Regions from separate parts of the Homo sapiens genome. Here regions 2, 3 and 4 are each linked to region 1. A link is an interaction called in ENCODE POLR2A ChIA-PET data of the cell type or tissue named here. Cell type or tissue: OCI-LY7. All regions are shown on one strand.

Evidence for each region. ChIA-PET counts read pairs that join two places held together with the same protein. Peaks named below come from ENCODE experiments on the same cell type or tissue, not always from the same donor. Only the 100,000 strongest peaks of a DNase experiment are listed, where the experiment ranks them.
Region 2: POLR2A ChIA-PET joins it to region 1 with 7 read pairs; 2 of 35 experiments call an interaction of 5 or more read pairs at or near these places.
Region 3: POLR2A ChIA-PET joins it to region 1 with 8 read pairs; 3 of 35 experiments call an interaction of 5 or more read pairs at or near these places.
Region 4: POLR2A ChIA-PET joins it to region 1 with 9 read pairs; 4 of 35 experiments call an interaction of 5 or more read pairs at or near these places.

The regions. Positions count from the first base shown.
Region 1 is chr12:40,230,561-40,234,560 of GRCh38, forward strand. It overlaps LRRK2 (leucine rich repeat kinase 2), which reads left to right. Exons shown (of 51, transcript NM_198578.4): 3 at 1,714-1,823. Among named protein-coding and RNA genes, the nearest start is that of LRRK2, 7.6 kb to the left of the region's middle. In OCI-LY7, no CTCF peak of the experiment used is centred here; a DNase peak (open chromatin) is centred at 2,311; H3K4me3 peaks cover 2,006 bases; H3K27ac peaks cover 3,151 bases.
Region 2 is chr12:40,047,807-40,051,806 of GRCh38, forward strand. SLC2A13 (solute carrier family 2 member 13) reads right to left here. Exons shown (of 10, transcript NM_052885.4): 2 at 245-404. Among named protein-coding and RNA genes, the nearest start is that of SLC2A13, 56 kb to the right of the region's middle. In OCI-LY7, no CTCF peak of the experiment used is centred here; a DNase peak (open chromatin) is centred at 1,695; H3K4me3 peaks cover 708 bases; H3K27ac peaks cover 1,089 bases.
Region 3 is chr12:40,171,268-40,175,267 of GRCh38, forward strand. All of the region lies in intron 1 of LRRK2-DT (LRRK2 divergent transcript), which reads right to left. Among named protein-coding and RNA genes, the nearest start is that of LINC02471, 17 kb to the left of the region's middle. In OCI-LY7, no CTCF peak of the experiment used is centred here; no DNase peak of the experiment used is centred here.
Region 4 is chr12:40,112,981-40,116,980 of GRCh38, forward strand. No RefSeq gene overlaps it. Among named protein-coding and RNA genes, the nearest start is that of SLC2A13, 8.9 kb to the left of the region's middle. In OCI-LY7, no CTCF peak of the experiment used is centred here; no DNase peak of the experiment used is centred here.

The sequences.
Region 1 (4,000 bases):
CTCACACTGAGTCTTACTTTCAGTATTTCTATTATATTGGTATTTATTACACATCACACTTAGATACTTTTCCATTAGTCTCTAGAGGGTACATATATGCACTTTCTCTTTTTTTTTTTTTTTTTGACCATGTCAAGTATAGTTCTATAGTATAATAGAATGAATTGGAGATCCTTTACATTTAGAGAGGGAGGAGTCTACAGTAGGAAGAATAGGTTAATTTTCATCTCCGGTTTGAAATCAGGACTTTCAATTTTTTTTTCAGAGGTAAAGAGCAACTTAGTCAAGTTGGCATCTTGTAAACAGACTGAGTGAAGATATACTTAAAATGCATCTATAATTTCATATTTTATTTCGAAATGTGAAAGAGCCTACTAGGGGTGTCTGTGATCTCTAGACCTTATCAATTCATTCTAGAGAAATCTGGAGGGAGCCATTGAGGAGTTCTACCTCCTGTCTATTTTATAGAGCTCTTTCTCTTTTTCTCCTATCAGATGTAGATTCAATTGCTAAAAATGCCACGTTTCTTGCCTCTATTATTCTAGCTTCATTACTTGGGGAGCAGCCATTCTGATAACTTACATTTTGCTACTAAAATCTCCAACTTCACCTAATCCTTCATTATAAGCCACTTCATTTTTTCCTATAATTAAAATTTTAAATATGTGGAGGAAATTCTGTCAGGTAGATATGACTTAAAACCTACTAAGGGCCAGGTGCAGAGGCTCACGCCTGTAATCCCAGCACTTTGAGAGGCCAAGTCAGGAGGATTGCTTGAGCCCAGGAGCTTGAGACCAGCCTGGGCAACAGAGCGAGACCCCTGTCTTCACAAAAAAAAAAAAAAAAAAATTAGCTGGGTGTGGTGGCACATACCTGTAGTCCCAGCTACTTGGGAGGCTGAAGTGGGTGGATCACCTAAGGACAGGAGTTCTAGGCTGCAGTGATCTATGATTGCACCATTGCACTCCAGCCTGGGTGACAGAGTGAGACCCTATCTCAAAAACAAAAACAAAACCAAAAAAAAAAAAAAAACAAGAAAAAAAAAGTACTAAGGATCTGGTATAGCCATTCTTGCACTTAATAATCTTGGTACAACCTCTAAAACTATTTTTTATAGTTTATTTTATTTTGCCTTATTTAGACAATTGGCATGTCTATGTTCTTCATAATTTAGAAATTATATGTATTTATATATATAAATTATATATATTATATATTATGTATAAATTAAATTATATATATATATAATATATATATATTTGAAATGGATTCTTGCTCTGTCATCCAGGCTAGAGTGCAGTGGCACAATCTTGGCTCACTGCACCCTCTGCCTCCTGGGTTCAAGCGATTCTCCTTCCTCAGCCTCCCGAGTAGCTGAGATTACAGGCGCCCATCACCATGCCTGGCTAATTTTTGTATTTTTAGTAGAGACTGGGTTTCACCATCTTGGCCACATTGGTCTCAAACTGCCGGCTGAAATGTTGTATTTTTTGTATGTCTTTCTGGTATGATTTTTGGAGAAAGGTGTATCCTAAGAATACGGCTTGCTTTTGTTTCTGGGTAAGCATTTTAGGGTATCATTTTGTTGTATAACCATTGTTTACAAGTGAGATAAGCATCTATTCCACTAAGATTGAAGAGATTCATGTTTGACTGAGTATGCTCTATTAACATTCTTTAAAACATGTGAATATATGTCTTTCTTGTTTTCAGGTGGGTTGGTCACTTCTGTGCAAATTAATAGAAGTCTGTCCAGGTACAATGCAAAGCTTAATGGGACCCCAGGATGTTGGAAATGATTGGGAAGTCCTTGGTGTTCACCAGTAAGTATGATAGATATGTAAAACAAATGGCCTTGAGTATTTATTTGTACACATGACAACCTTCCCTTGATACACTGTGTTTGCAATCCAAGGCTACTCCTGTGGAATTCTTTAAAATACAGATATTTTTCCTTGAGTCAATGATTTACATTTATAGAGAGCTTTAAACTCAGAAGTTTGATTTAGAAAGCAAACATTTAAGGTAACATGTCAGAAGTTATTATTTTAATAATATAATCATATAATTATAAAACTGGTTAAGTTGTAGATTTTTGATGAGTACTTTTGAATTCAAACCATGAAGAGATTTTGGCTTTTAATAATAGAATCGATACAAACCACTAGTTCTTAAAAAAATGGGAACTGAGAAAAGTTAGTTCTGTAAGTAGTAATTTGAAAGTTGATGTTCTACTGTCTTTAAATAGTACATTTATATATATATTCCTATATATACAGTAAGTTTAAACTATGGCTTTCAGAAAGAGTTAAGAAAGAGGAAATTAACTTTCAGCACATCTGTAGCCAAATCTTGATAGTAATTTTACCAGCTATGTTTTTGCAGTTTGCAGCATAATGGCTTCTTAGATGAGACTACTTCCTTAGCCATCATTAATTAAGAAAATATTTTCTCAAGAAGAATGTGTTTCCAGGAAAATACATTTTGGATAGCTTTGTTTCTTGACAGTTAAAAAATATCTTCTAAGCTACTGAGGAGGCTGAGGAAGGAGAATCACTTGAACCTGGGAGGCGGAGGTTGCAGTGAGCGGAGGTTGCAGTGAGCCGAGATTGCACCACTGCACTCCAGCCTGGGTGACAGAGCGACACTCTGTCTCAAAAACAAACAAACAAACAAACCTTTTGTCATTAACTTTAAATCTTTTTTATACCTAATATGACTTTTCTTTATCACAGAAAAGGAAATTGTGAATATTTTTTGGCTTCCAATGGTATATGGTTTATGAAAATTTAATTTATGAAAAATTTTCAGGTGTTTGTATTGCTGATCAGTGTCAAGTAGTGCTATAAATTTAGACAAATTAGAGCTATGTGTTTGTCCATAAGTGAACATGTCTGTGCTTATACATTTTCCCCTCTTTGACAAATGTGTTGCTCTTCTTGTTTTCAGTACATAAAGGGTGTGTTTTGGAAAGAGCATATTTACAATTAATTGGAGTTCTCGTCTTCAATCTAATCTCTGTAATTCTATGTATCAGTTCTAAAGTATACAGCATTTGATGAGGAATTACTCAAAATATACCAGTAATTAGGAATTGTAACTTTAAATGTCCCTTGGTTTGGGTGATAATTTCCAGGAAGTCCAAAGATGAGCCAGTCTATAACCTCAGGGAGTGTTTGGGAAACTCATCTAGTCATATTCCTGTACAAACCAACTGTTCAAATTAAATTACATAAAAGTTTATGTAGGAAATTTCATTCACTCACTCACTTACTCATTCACTCACTTTGTTCATCCAGTCATTCATCTTCTATTCATTGAATGTTTTTGAAGCCTGTCCTCTGGGTCAGAAACCATGCAGTTGTGAAGAAGATAGACACACTGCTGTCTCCAGTGGAGTGTATTAGATCACTCCCAGCAAAAATTGATTGTAAAACAGATTTCTCTTTTTTCAAGGCCTTTTCCCTCCAAAGACTTACCAGTACTGAAGAAAAATTTCTTCCGTGGTAATAAAGTCAGGAATTGTGGGAATGGTATAGGGAGAGGTAGGGGCAGGGTGATTAGGAGGAAGGCTGGCAGAGAATCGAAGACTGGCTTCATTCAGGTCCTCCAATTGCCAAATGGAGATTATGCAACGTTTCTTGAATACATACAAAACTCTAGATGTGGCCAGCTCAGTCTTCTTCCAATAATGTAAAGCCAAACAATGCTTTGCAGGAATAGACTAGAGATTATATTTTGGGATTAATAACATAGGGATTAAAATCTTATCTTGAACTAACTAAACATTATTGATATGCTAAATTCACTTTTTTTTTTTTTTTTTTTTTTTTTTTTTAGACAGAGTCTTTCTCTGTTGCCAGGCTGGCGTGCAGTGGCGTGATCTCGGCTCACTGTAACCTCTGTGTCCCGGGTTCAAGTGATTCTCCTGCCTCAGCCTCTCGAGTAGCTGGGACTGCAGGAGTACGCCACCACGCCCAGCTAATTTTTGTATTTTTAG
Region 2 (4,000 bases), 180 kb before region 1:
AGAAATGTCACCTAAATGCTAAAAAAGCCCTGTAAATATCAATTCTTAATGGTAGGTTCCTTGTCTATCATCAAAATAAATATCAGCTTCCTGTCCACTCTCAGTTTTGCTGAATGTCACCTACTTATAAATTAGCAATAATGATTCAAAACACACAGCTATATTTTGACTATGATTTCTCAATTTTTCTCCCCTTCCCCAAAATCAAGATTTGAAAAATTAAATGTAAAAAGTATTTACAAACCTCCATCCATCCTTCTGGAGATAACTGAAGGCTCCATCAACAACACTTGCAAAGAACTGCCCTCCTGTGATGAAGAGGGTATTAATGGTGACTAATCGGCCTCTTAAATTGGGTGGTGAGACCTCCGCAATGTACACTGGCACTGTCATAGAAGCAATGCCTATAAAAACAATGAAAAGTAAATGTGAGACATTTACTCAAGATTTCTGTTGCAATAAATACTAATGCTAGATTTAGGCATACACTTACATATATGGGCTTGGTTTTCTACTTTAAGCAAAGGTTTACCACATATTTAAGATTTTGTTCATAACTAATTTGGGGCTACTGCAGACAAGTAAAAATGTATGTGAGATATCATTTTTCTTATTATCACTTGAAAGCCTACAAATGAAAGCACCCCTAAAGACCTAAGATAATTTCAGAGTGCATATAAGTATGCTTTATAACTTCTTGAGGACTAAAAATAGCAAAAAAAGTTCTCTAGATAGAATGATTACTGAAATATTTTTAGTCTATATGGAAATGTAATCAGACAATAGTGAGAATAAAAAATTATCTTAGGATACATATTAACTATTCAAAGACATAGTTAGATGCCAGTAGATTTACTAAACTTTTAATTGGTTTACTAATAAGAAATTCATATAATAAATCACCTTATTCAATTGGCTAGGTATACATTTCAGAATAAAAGAGTTTTACAGCTAAGGTGTATTTGATTATATTAGCTTTAAATTTTTTTCTATCTGAAATTAATGCAGTATTCTCTATGGCAGTAGTTCTAACTTCACTGATAACCAGAATTACTCATGTGACTTTTTTCTTTAAATAAAATTGCTCTTACCTCACCCACCTCAGACCTACTAAATAGAAAACTACAGAGGTGGGGGATGAGATTGTCCTTTTAAAATTCTCCAGAGTGATCTTGACACTTACTGTGTATTTAAAAACCTAAAGTTGTATAGTACAGAACTTTAAGCCAATCCAAATGATTTCTTAAAGTCTCACCCTCTTGTGGCCCCTGCAATTTCCATGTATGTCTGATTATTTAGCCTATTTTAGTATTTAGTATTATTTAGCCTGTTATAGTATTCAGCCTTACCCAAAGGTTGGACAGATACTGATTTGCTGTATCTAATCAATACTTACCAAAGCCTCCATAAAAAAAAAAAGATTGCCTAAAAAATTTAATGTTTATATCTCTAGATACTATAAATCAATCCTTAGATTAAGCCAGAACATCAATAAAATGAATAAAACAGATCTATATAGAATTGCTTTTAACTAATTGCTTTTTAACGAATTTATGATGGCAAAAAAACAGCTTGTGTTGAAGGAATCAGTACTAAGAAACCTGTTGCTGTGTTTTCTGTACAAGTGCTGTTGAAGGTGCTATTTATTACATTCCATACAGCAAGTGACATTTCTCTATGGTCTCAGTAACTGCAATAGTTGTGGTTTTCTACAGGTGATTTTTGTTAGTTGATGGCTATTATAAATTGCAGCTTTTTTTCATTTCCCTTTTTATGTACACAGTCAGAAAGGCCCACCTCCATCCAATGTTTTGGACTTCAAGGTATTATTTTGTGACCCAAACTCTCTCCTAATGCCATAACAGTTGTAATTTATCCTATTATAAGTGTATTTTTCCTCTATTTTTATTTGCTTTGTTACATCTTTGAACAAGGCAAATAAATACATAGATGAACAGATAGGCAAGATTTATTTAAGTAATACATATTTATTTGGGAAAATTCACTGTATTATTGCATAACTACTGATAAGTAGTTATTAAATTTGCACACAAGTCAAACCATTAAGTCTCAGAACTAGATACTAATTTCCACCAATGTTGTTTGCTACTGTAGTGCCTGTCAATAATCTTACGACTTTGAGTTTCATAGAATAATAAGCATGTGCTAATAGACACAGTATTAACAGTCTTCACAATTAAATCATCACCTAAGCAGCTGAAGTTTCCATTTGACTGCTAATCAATTTAATAACACAGACCACCCTGAAATGCCCTCATCTAACTTGGAAAGAGGAAACAAACATCTGCTGCAAATGTTGACACGGGATTTGTATATTCTCTTTAGTTCTTTTACTATTAGAACATCTCAAACTTTCATAATTCAAACAATAATTTACAACTTGGATTTCTTTTTCTGCTATGGTCTGACTATAAACAGGAATTTGGTTGTTCTCTTTAGACAGAGATCTTTATTTAGCCATGTAGCCCCAGATTTGAGCATGGGAAATCAGGACTGTGGTTTTAGGCAACACATGCTCATAAAAAACACATAGATTTTACTTGACAGAAATGCAGGTATGTCCTCAGACCCTGATAAAGTTCGATTATTTAAAACAAACACCAGAGCTTTGAAAGTAATACGTACTGACAAAGGGTAAAGATTGAAGACAGACTCATTGGATTTGGAGTTGGAAAGAACCATGAAAGACCTTCTGTCCAATGAGTGCTCTGGCTGACTTAACACTGCAACAACTACCTACATTCAGCAGATATTTTATAGGGACTAATAATCTTATTTAATCCTCAGGATATCCCTTTAAAGGGCATGTAATTATCTCCATTTTTCATACCTCAGGTCACATGATGAGTAGGTAGAAGAATCAGAATTTAAAGCAGACAGCAAGATTCTAAAACCCAATTTTGATGGCACAAACTATATTGACGGATCATCATAAGTAAGGGAAGGCTCTGGAACCAGTGGGTTTCAATTCCAGCCTTGCCACTTATCAGCTGGTTAAGTTTGGACAACTTACTTGACTTTTCTGGGTCTAAAGTTCCTCATCTATAAAATAGGAAGAATAAAAGTAACTACTTCATAGGAGTTGAGAGGATTCAATGAGTTAAGTAAAGCACTTAAAATTGTGCCTGGCTTACAGAAGGTAGTCAATAAGATCAGCAATTATTTTTATTCTTATTATCATCTCTAGTTATGAGGCATCCCAATTCTTTCTATAGTAGGTGACAGGATTATAAGGATGAGTACAAACAAATAAAATAGGGTCCCTGCTATGAAGGAAAGTACACACAAGACCTACTCACAAAAGCATACAATCAAGTAAATAACTTCAAAATAACATGGTAAGGGTCATAATAAAGCTATACACTGGATTCTACTGTGGCAAGCTGACAATGACCAGGTGGTAGTTGGAAAGGTTGGGCAGACAATTCTGCACAGAACATGAGCTTAAATCTTTATATGAAATGACACGGGGTTTTCTGAGAGATAAATAGAAAATGTGAGGCGGAATATGTGTGCAGATAAGATGGGAGAGACAGAGGGCGCCTAAGTCATGGAAGCAGCATCCATTAATCAGTGAGTATTCATCAGACACTGGATCTGAGCTGGGCACTGTGTTTAGCACTTTGGAGATAGTGCTGTAGGAGAGAGACATGAGCTCTGTTCTCGTGGAGCTTAGGGTCTGCTAGTCGAGTGGGATGGGTATTGCCAAAGGGGAAGTGTGAGGAACATCAGACTATAGCAAAGGGACCGGCCCAGCCTGAAGAGTCAGAGGGGCCTTGGATAGAAGTCATATTTAAGCTGAGATGTAGTGAATAAGTAAGTGAGAGTAGGTTGGAGATAGGGGAGAGTTGGGAGGTACTGCAGACAATCAGATCAGCTTAGGTAAGGGCCTTCAGGCAGGACGAAAAGCATCCTGCTGAGGAAGGGGTGGCGGACTACTTTTAGAGAAATGGGCAAGGATCAACCACAGTGTAAAGGA
Region 3 (4,000 bases), 59 kb before region 1:
AGGTTAGTGAAAGAGAAATATAGTTTTCATTTAAAAGGGAAAGTACAACTTTGCTGTAGGTCTTAGATAAAAATAGATTGTATAATCTGAAAACCTCCCCACAACTTTTTTGTGAGTTTATATTATTTTCTCCTTTTAAAAGATGGTTAAACTGCTAACTAAAAGGAATTTCAGAAGAGAACTGCCATAAAAAATTTTAACTTCTTATACAATGGATAGACTTATTTGCTATTTGTACAATATACATACTATGAAATACAATGGTTTGCATGATTTAGAATTGTGTAAGTTTTTTTGAAAATAACTGTGGAGGTATAAGTGGAAGCTTGACTCCAAAATCAGACTTTTCCTAACTCATCCTCTTTCAACTGAGAAAACTGCCTATCGGAACTGGGTGCATAGGGAAATATCAGACAGAATATGGACAACTGCCAGGACTTGTGGTTTTTTTTTAAAGGACTTGGGCAATGACCATGGTTGGTGTCATAATAAAGCACATAGATTTTTCTTTTAAAAAACATTTGTAAAAGGGAATGGATTAAAGAAGTTCTTTGATCTCAGAAATGGCATATATCTATGTAGGTTGTTTTTTGTTATATTTTCAATTGACTACCTTTCATACTTGGGATTCCCTCAAAGAAATAAAGTTCTCTGAAAAAGCTTTTGATACTTTATTAAAAAATCCATCGTCTGGGCGCGGTAGCTCATGTCTGTAATCCCAGCACTTTGGGAGGCTGAGGCGGGCGGATCACGAGGTCAGGAGATAGAGACCATCCTGGCCAACACGGTGAAACCCCATCTCTACTAAAAATATAAAAAATTAGCCGGGCGTGGTGGCGGGTGCCTGTAGTCCCAGCTATTCGGGAGGCTGAGGCAGGAGAATGGCATGAACCTGAGTGGCGGAGCTTGCAGTGAGCCGAGATGGCGCCACTGCACTCCAGCCTGGGTGACAGAGCGAGACTCCGTCTCAAAAAAAAAAAAAAAAAAAAAAAAAAACAACTCCATCATATGAAGAATATGAAATAAAAAGAATTGGTTGAAGTACCTGCATCTAAAAAAACACAAAACAATGTCGCTTAACAATGGTGAACTTTCGGCTGGGCACGGTGGCTCACGCCTGTAATCTCAGCACTTTGGGAGGGTGAGAAAGGTGGATCACCTGAGGTCAGGATTCAAGACCAGCCTGGCCAAAATGGTGAAACCCTGTCTCTACAAAAATACAAAAATTAGCTGGAGTTGATGCTGGGTGCCAGTAATCCCAGCTACTTTGAAGGCTGAGGCAGGAGAATCACTTGAACCCGGGAGGTGGAGGTTGCAGTGAGCCAAGACTGCGCCACTGCACTCCAGCCTGGGCAACAGAGTGAGACTCCATCTCAAAAAAAAAAAAAAAAAAAAAAAAAAAAAAAATTAGTGAACTTTGTACTTGATCATTATTTCTTTAGATACTTTCTTTAGATACTTTAAATAATGATTTTACATAGATATATATGTATTTGTACATCTCATGGAAAATGTTAAAGGCAAGTCAGATATGAAAGAAAACTAGTTGTTCTAGAAAGAGTGGCAACACTCCAAAGCACAAATGAAAGAAGTCTTGTTGATGGAACTAAAAGAAGCACAGGCAATTAAGAAAAATGTTGAGAACTTAGATGTCAAGCTGGAAAAGAAAAAAAATAAGTTAATGAGATATGCCCATCCAACTGTTTTGAAACATGTTGCTCAGAAAAAGAGGTCAAATTTATTTGTCTCTTGATCAAAATTTATGACTGGATCCCCCCCAAATCAAACATGGTTTGTAAAAGCAATGTTGTATAATCGTTAAGACTGTGACCTCTGGAGCCACACTGCCAGGATTCGGACCTCAGCTATTGCTGTTATTGGTTAAGTCTCTGTGCCATTGTTTCCTCATCTATAAAACAGGAATATTAAGAATTGGATCTCCCAAGATTGTTGGAAAGATTAAATGAGATAAAATGTCTAAAAGTCTTAGACTAGTGCCTAAAGCATAAATATGCTATTATATGAATTACAATAATGGTAATATTATTATTAATTTTAACAATACTACTACTGCTAATAATAAAAGAGACAAGATCACAAGAAACAAACTAGAATGACTTCCCTGGAAGAACCCAGGGAAAACCCAAAACCCAAAACCTCCTGAGTTGTCCTCTCACCAGTGCGACACATGAGACTATGTTGGATTAAATCAACTCTTAAAAGATTGAAGGAACTAAGCCATTCCAGGAGAAGGTAGTCCTGGCCATAGGCACCAGGTAGACCCTGATGCTGAGACTGAGGTGAAAACAGAATTAGAAAGGAAACAATACTGAGCTTCAATTTCTTTAAACTTAAATTTAAAATATGGACAGAAACTTTACTTTTGGACTTTAATTTCTTTCTGGGATTTAATAATGGAAGTGAAAGGTTCATTTAAAAACTGGGCTGAGGATGTTATTTCATAACCAATCTCTGGTGAGTGTTTTAAGACTAATGGCTGAGTACATTTTGAAATAGGAAATAGAAAACGATTTTTTGGCGTAGGTTGTACCATGTCTATAGAATTAGATAATTTCTGTCTCTTTCTGACCTATTTCAAAGATCACTGGGTCCAGTGCTAAACTCCCCAGTTCACTGAGTAAGGAAGACACAGGGGAACAGACATAAGCAGGCTCATGAAGGTGGGGAAGGCTGGCCCAGATGCTCAGCTGGTCTCCCCAAGAGAAATGCATGCCCAAACATAGGCTTGGCTATTTCACCCAATGGGATATGAAGAAATAAAATATTGGAGAGTGAGAACTTCCCTGTTTTTCTCCTGAATTTTTGCTTCTACTAATAGGTTTAATAAAACTTCTACAAAAATATCTTTCCCCACTTGAGGGAGAGTTGGAAGGGAAGGAACACTTCCATATTTTCTCTCCAATCCATTCCTTTTTCAATCCTGCATTAGATTCTTAGGGCTGCCATAACAAAGTACCACAAACTGGGTGCCTTATTATTTCATAATTATTATTTCATAGTTCTTGAGGCTAGTATTCTGTAATCAAGGTGTTGGTTGGGCCATGCCTTCTTCTGAAGGCTCTAGGAAAGTATCCTTCATTGCCTCTTCCTAGCTTCTGGTGGGTGCTGGCAGTTGGCATTCATTCCTGGCTTTGCAGCTGCATCATACCAATCTCTGCCTCTGTCTTCACATGGTCTTTTGCCCACCTGTGTGTTTCTGTGTCCTAATGTATCTCTTCTTATAAGGACACAAGTCATTGCACCAGGGTACACACTAATCCAGTACGATCTTATCTTACATTGTTTTTTGTTTGTTTGTTTGTTTGTTTTTTGAGATGGAGTCTTGCTCTGTTGCCAGGCTGGAGTGCAGTGGCACGATCTCAGCTCATTGAAACCTCTGCCTCCTGGGTTCAAGTGATCCTCCTGCCTCAGCTTCCTGAGTAGCTGGGACTACAGGTGCATGCCACCACGCCCAGCTGATTTTTTGTATTTTTAGTAGTGATGGGGTTTCACCATGTTGGCCAGGATGGTCTCGATCTCTTGAACTGTGAACCACCCACCTCAGCCTCCCAAAGTGCAGGGATTGCAGGTGTGAGCCACTGTGCTAGGTCAATCTCATCTTACATTGATTACATCTGCAACGACCTTATTTCCAAAGAAGATCACATCCGTAGGTTCTCGGGTTTAGTACTTAAACATTTTTTGGTGGGGCGCAATTCAACCTATAATACTGTCTCATAGAAGAGATGGTAATTCTGGTAACTTAGAACTTGACATTCATTGATACATATTGATTGTTGGGTAGGCTCTTTATGCTTTATGGTTCAAGCTGGAGGATATGCCACACTTAGTTTACTTTTTGCATCCAGGCACAAGTGGCTCCATTGTGTTTGGTGTGGCTGAGTGGTATTTATACCTGGCAGGCCTACCCACATAGAAGAGAGAACCACTGTTCTCTGACTCAGATACAACTTCCTGCAACTGGGTGATCAATTCATAT
Region 4 (4,000 bases), 120 kb before region 1:
ATCCCCACGTGTCAAAGGAGGGAGGTGATTGGATCATAGGGGCAGTTCCTCCCATACTGTTCTCATGAAAGTGAGTTCTGATGAGATCTGATGGCTTTATAAGTGTTTAGAAATTCCTCCTTCATGCTTCTTTTTCCTGCCACCTTGTGAAGAGGTGCTTGCTTCCCTTTCTGCCATGATGGTAAGTTTCCTGAGGCCTCCCAAGCCATGCAGAATGGTGAGTCAATTAAACCTCCTTTGTTTATAAATTACACAGCCTCTGGTAGTATCTTTATAGCAATGTGAAAACGGACTAATACAAATGTATACCATGGAACATTTTTATACCTAGAATACACTGAACCACCTTTGGGTAATGCTGAAGTTGCTTTCACATTTGATTTTCATGCTAAGAGTCAATAAATGTGAGACAGAGATCCTTTGGAGCATTCACTACTCTCTTCCTGTGATTTTCTTAAACTGGGAATTCTTTTAGAAAACTTATCTTCATAGGTGCAATTAGAGAGGTTTAATCTACAACTTGGCCTGCAATTAAAGAGTGTCCTTAGTAAATGAGAGCAAGGCCTGTGTTTGCTTTGTTTAACACTAAAGCCCTTGAGGCCAGCTAGTACAGTGCTGCCGCATGTAGGGGCTCAAATATTTATTCCAAGAACATATTAATGAATCAATGAATGGTATCAGTCTGTATGGACTCTGATTGACATGGGTATGTAAGTCATGACTTTCCACATTTAAGGATAATACAATGAAATAATAACAACTTGAGGTAACATGAAGTGCCTGTAGAGCATCACATCTAAACCCCAACTCTAGTCCAACCAGTGGTCAGATTTTAACTGAGCAACCAATGAGACATAAAATGCTTTATCTTAAGAAACACATTGCATACATTATAGATTTTAATAGAAATATACTGTTTTTTGAGCATTTACTCTATGAAAAGTAGTTTATTTGGCACAGTCCTTAATTGTTCTCATTCTCAAGTAGGAAAACACCACATGCCCATGTGTAAAACTAGATGATCATATAAATTATTATATACCAAAGAACTGATAAAGACAAATTTCTAGTCAAGTTCACGGGAGACAAAAGATGGATGGACTGAAATTTAAAAATTATTTAAATACAATGACTTTTTTTCTCCATTTCAAGACAATAATATGAAAAACAAAACTGTAACAAAAATAGTTATTCCTAATTGGTACCAAAATTATTTATGAAATGTCAGCTGATCAAATTAAAGAGTTAATAATTTACTTTACTTCAGTTTTAAAATCTACTTAGTTTCTACCTTTATCTGGCCTACTAGTGATCACTGTCTGTTTTATCATCAATTTGGGGAGTTCTAGATTACAAGTAGCAATGCACAACTTCTGTGTGTATTGTCTCCATATTAATGAACATCTTTCTTAGCTACTAACCAGACATGTGATCACTCTGCCTATCACTCTGTGGTTTTGCACATTCTTCTTAAGAAAAATATTCAAAGAATAGAAATATTATATAAATCCATAAATCTCAAAACATAGACTAAGAATCAATGCTTTGAAAATCTTTGAAAAAAGTCTTGAAAATTTTGAAGCTGAAAGCTAAGTCTATATACTTATCAGTCAATGATCTCTCATCTCGGAAAATTACTCTGAACTCTGTAGAGAACTAGAAAGAGATGAACCATTTTAGTAGCTCTCCCTAATACTAAAAAGAAAAATAAAGCTTCCTAGTGGGAAAAAAACATTCCTCAGAATGCAATACAAAAAAGAAATGTGTTTCTGAGCTGAAGAGTTAAGATAATTGCATTATTTTCTCTGAGTTATTTATTTGTTATAAGAGATGTTTGGAAGAGTATAGAAAAATTCAGTAAATATGTTATTGCCACTGGCTAATGATGGCAGATATTCATCAGGGAGTGATTTGGAAAGAAAATAAGAATGTAATAGTGCACTGACAAGAAAAGCAAAGTCAATTTCTTCTGTATGATCTTTGCTTTGTAAAATTGCCATGAAATTTCCATGCAGGAGCCCCATAGTAATCACAGCTATTTCTCACAGACCTACAGGCTAAGTATAGACTGAGCTTTCAATTATCATCCTGATGGATGAGAGACTCACAGTGTGAATGAGGAGGGGAAAGCAGTCAACTAATATACTCCCATAATTTTAAAGCCTTTGCTGATATTAAAAAATAAAGCTTTAGGTTTCTGTTATAGTTTAGGTGTGTAGCAAAATTGCTTTGTGTCTTTATTTTTAAAACTATGTTTTCTGCTTGGATAAAATCTATACATATTTTTTATCTCCCAATAGATAGTAGACTTTTATTATACTTTTTGATCACTTCCTACATTTGGACCCTTTTTCTCTGTTTAGGGAAGTGCCTGAATTACGAACATTGCCTTGCCAAAATAGGAAGCCAGAAGCTCACTTTCCCAGCATTCTCTGGAGTTAGGGGCAGGCATGTGACCCAGGCTCAGCCAAGCAACAAATCTGCACAAGGCTTTAATTGGAAGAGAGTAACATGAAGAGGAAGGCTATCCATAAGGTACATCATAGGGAGGGTGGTAGGGACTGACAGAGGGACATACAGCCTGAAGAGGTAGCAGCAGCAGTTGTAGTGGGGATGTACCCATGTCCACATTTTAGCTGTGGTATGTTTTCCCAGTGGTAGCAGCAGCAGAAGGGTCTCTACTGCAGCAGCAATGGGAGAGTTAAGATGTACTTGAAAACAGCCTCCAAGTCCGAATCTCTGGCCCTTGCAAAAGTTCTAAGATTTCATATGTAAATTATATAGTATACATTTTATATAATTTATATTCTATAAATATAATGTATTGTGTGTGTGTATATTCATTACGAAGTGTATGACAGCCATAGTACAAGTGCCAGGAGGGCAGAAATGAAAATATACACTTGCAGTTTTCTCATACTACATGTGAAGTGTGGTATGATATCAGTAAATGAAAGATGTATATTTTAATACCTTAAAAAAGCATCAAAATAATGTAAAAGAAGCCAACAAGAAGTAAATGAAAGAAAAAGCAAACTTTTAAAGGCAGAAAAAGAAAATAAAGAGGAAAAGGGGAGTGAAGAACAGCCCAACCATATCAATAATCACATTGAAGATAAGTAGTCTAAGCACACCAATTAAAAGACAAAGATGATAAAATTGAATAGTTAAGTTGCAAAACTCAACTATATCCTGCCTATAAGAAACAAACCTTAAATATAATTAATATATTAAATATTATATATATTTATTTATCAGAGATTGAATATAAAAGTATATACAAAGATACACCATGCTAACACTATTTAAAAAAAAAAAAGAAAAGAAAAGGTAACCCAGGCATGGTGGCTCATGCCTATAAACCCACCTTGGGAGTCCCAGGCATAAGAATTGCTTGAGGCCAGGAGTTTGAGGCCAGCCTGGGCAACATAGCAAGACCTTGTGGCTACAAAAAAAATTTTTTTTAATCTTCTGGGCGTGGTGGCACACACCTGTAGTCCAAGCTACACAGGAGGCTGAGGCAGTGGTTTCCCTTGAGCCCAGTAGTTTAAGGTCACAGTGAGCTATGACCATGCCACAGCACTTCAGCCTGGCAACAGAGTGAGACCTCGTATCAGGCCATTCTTGCATTGCCAGGTAATTTTTAAAGGAAAGAGGTTTAATTGGCTTATTGTTCTGCAGGCTATACAGAAAACATAGCAGCATCTGCTCTTAGTGAGGCCTCAGGAAGCTTACAGTCATGGCAGAAGGCAAAGGGGGAGCAGGCACATCACATGGTGAAAGCAGCAGCAAGAAAAAGTGAATTGTCACACACTTTTAAACAGCCAGATCTCATGAGAAGTCACTCAGTATTGCAAGGACAACATCAAAGGGATGGTGCTAAACCATTCATGAGAAATTCACTCTCATGATCCAGTCACCTTCCACAGGCCCCACCTCCAATACTGGAGAGTATAATTCAATATGAGATTAGGATGGGAACATATATCCAAACTACATC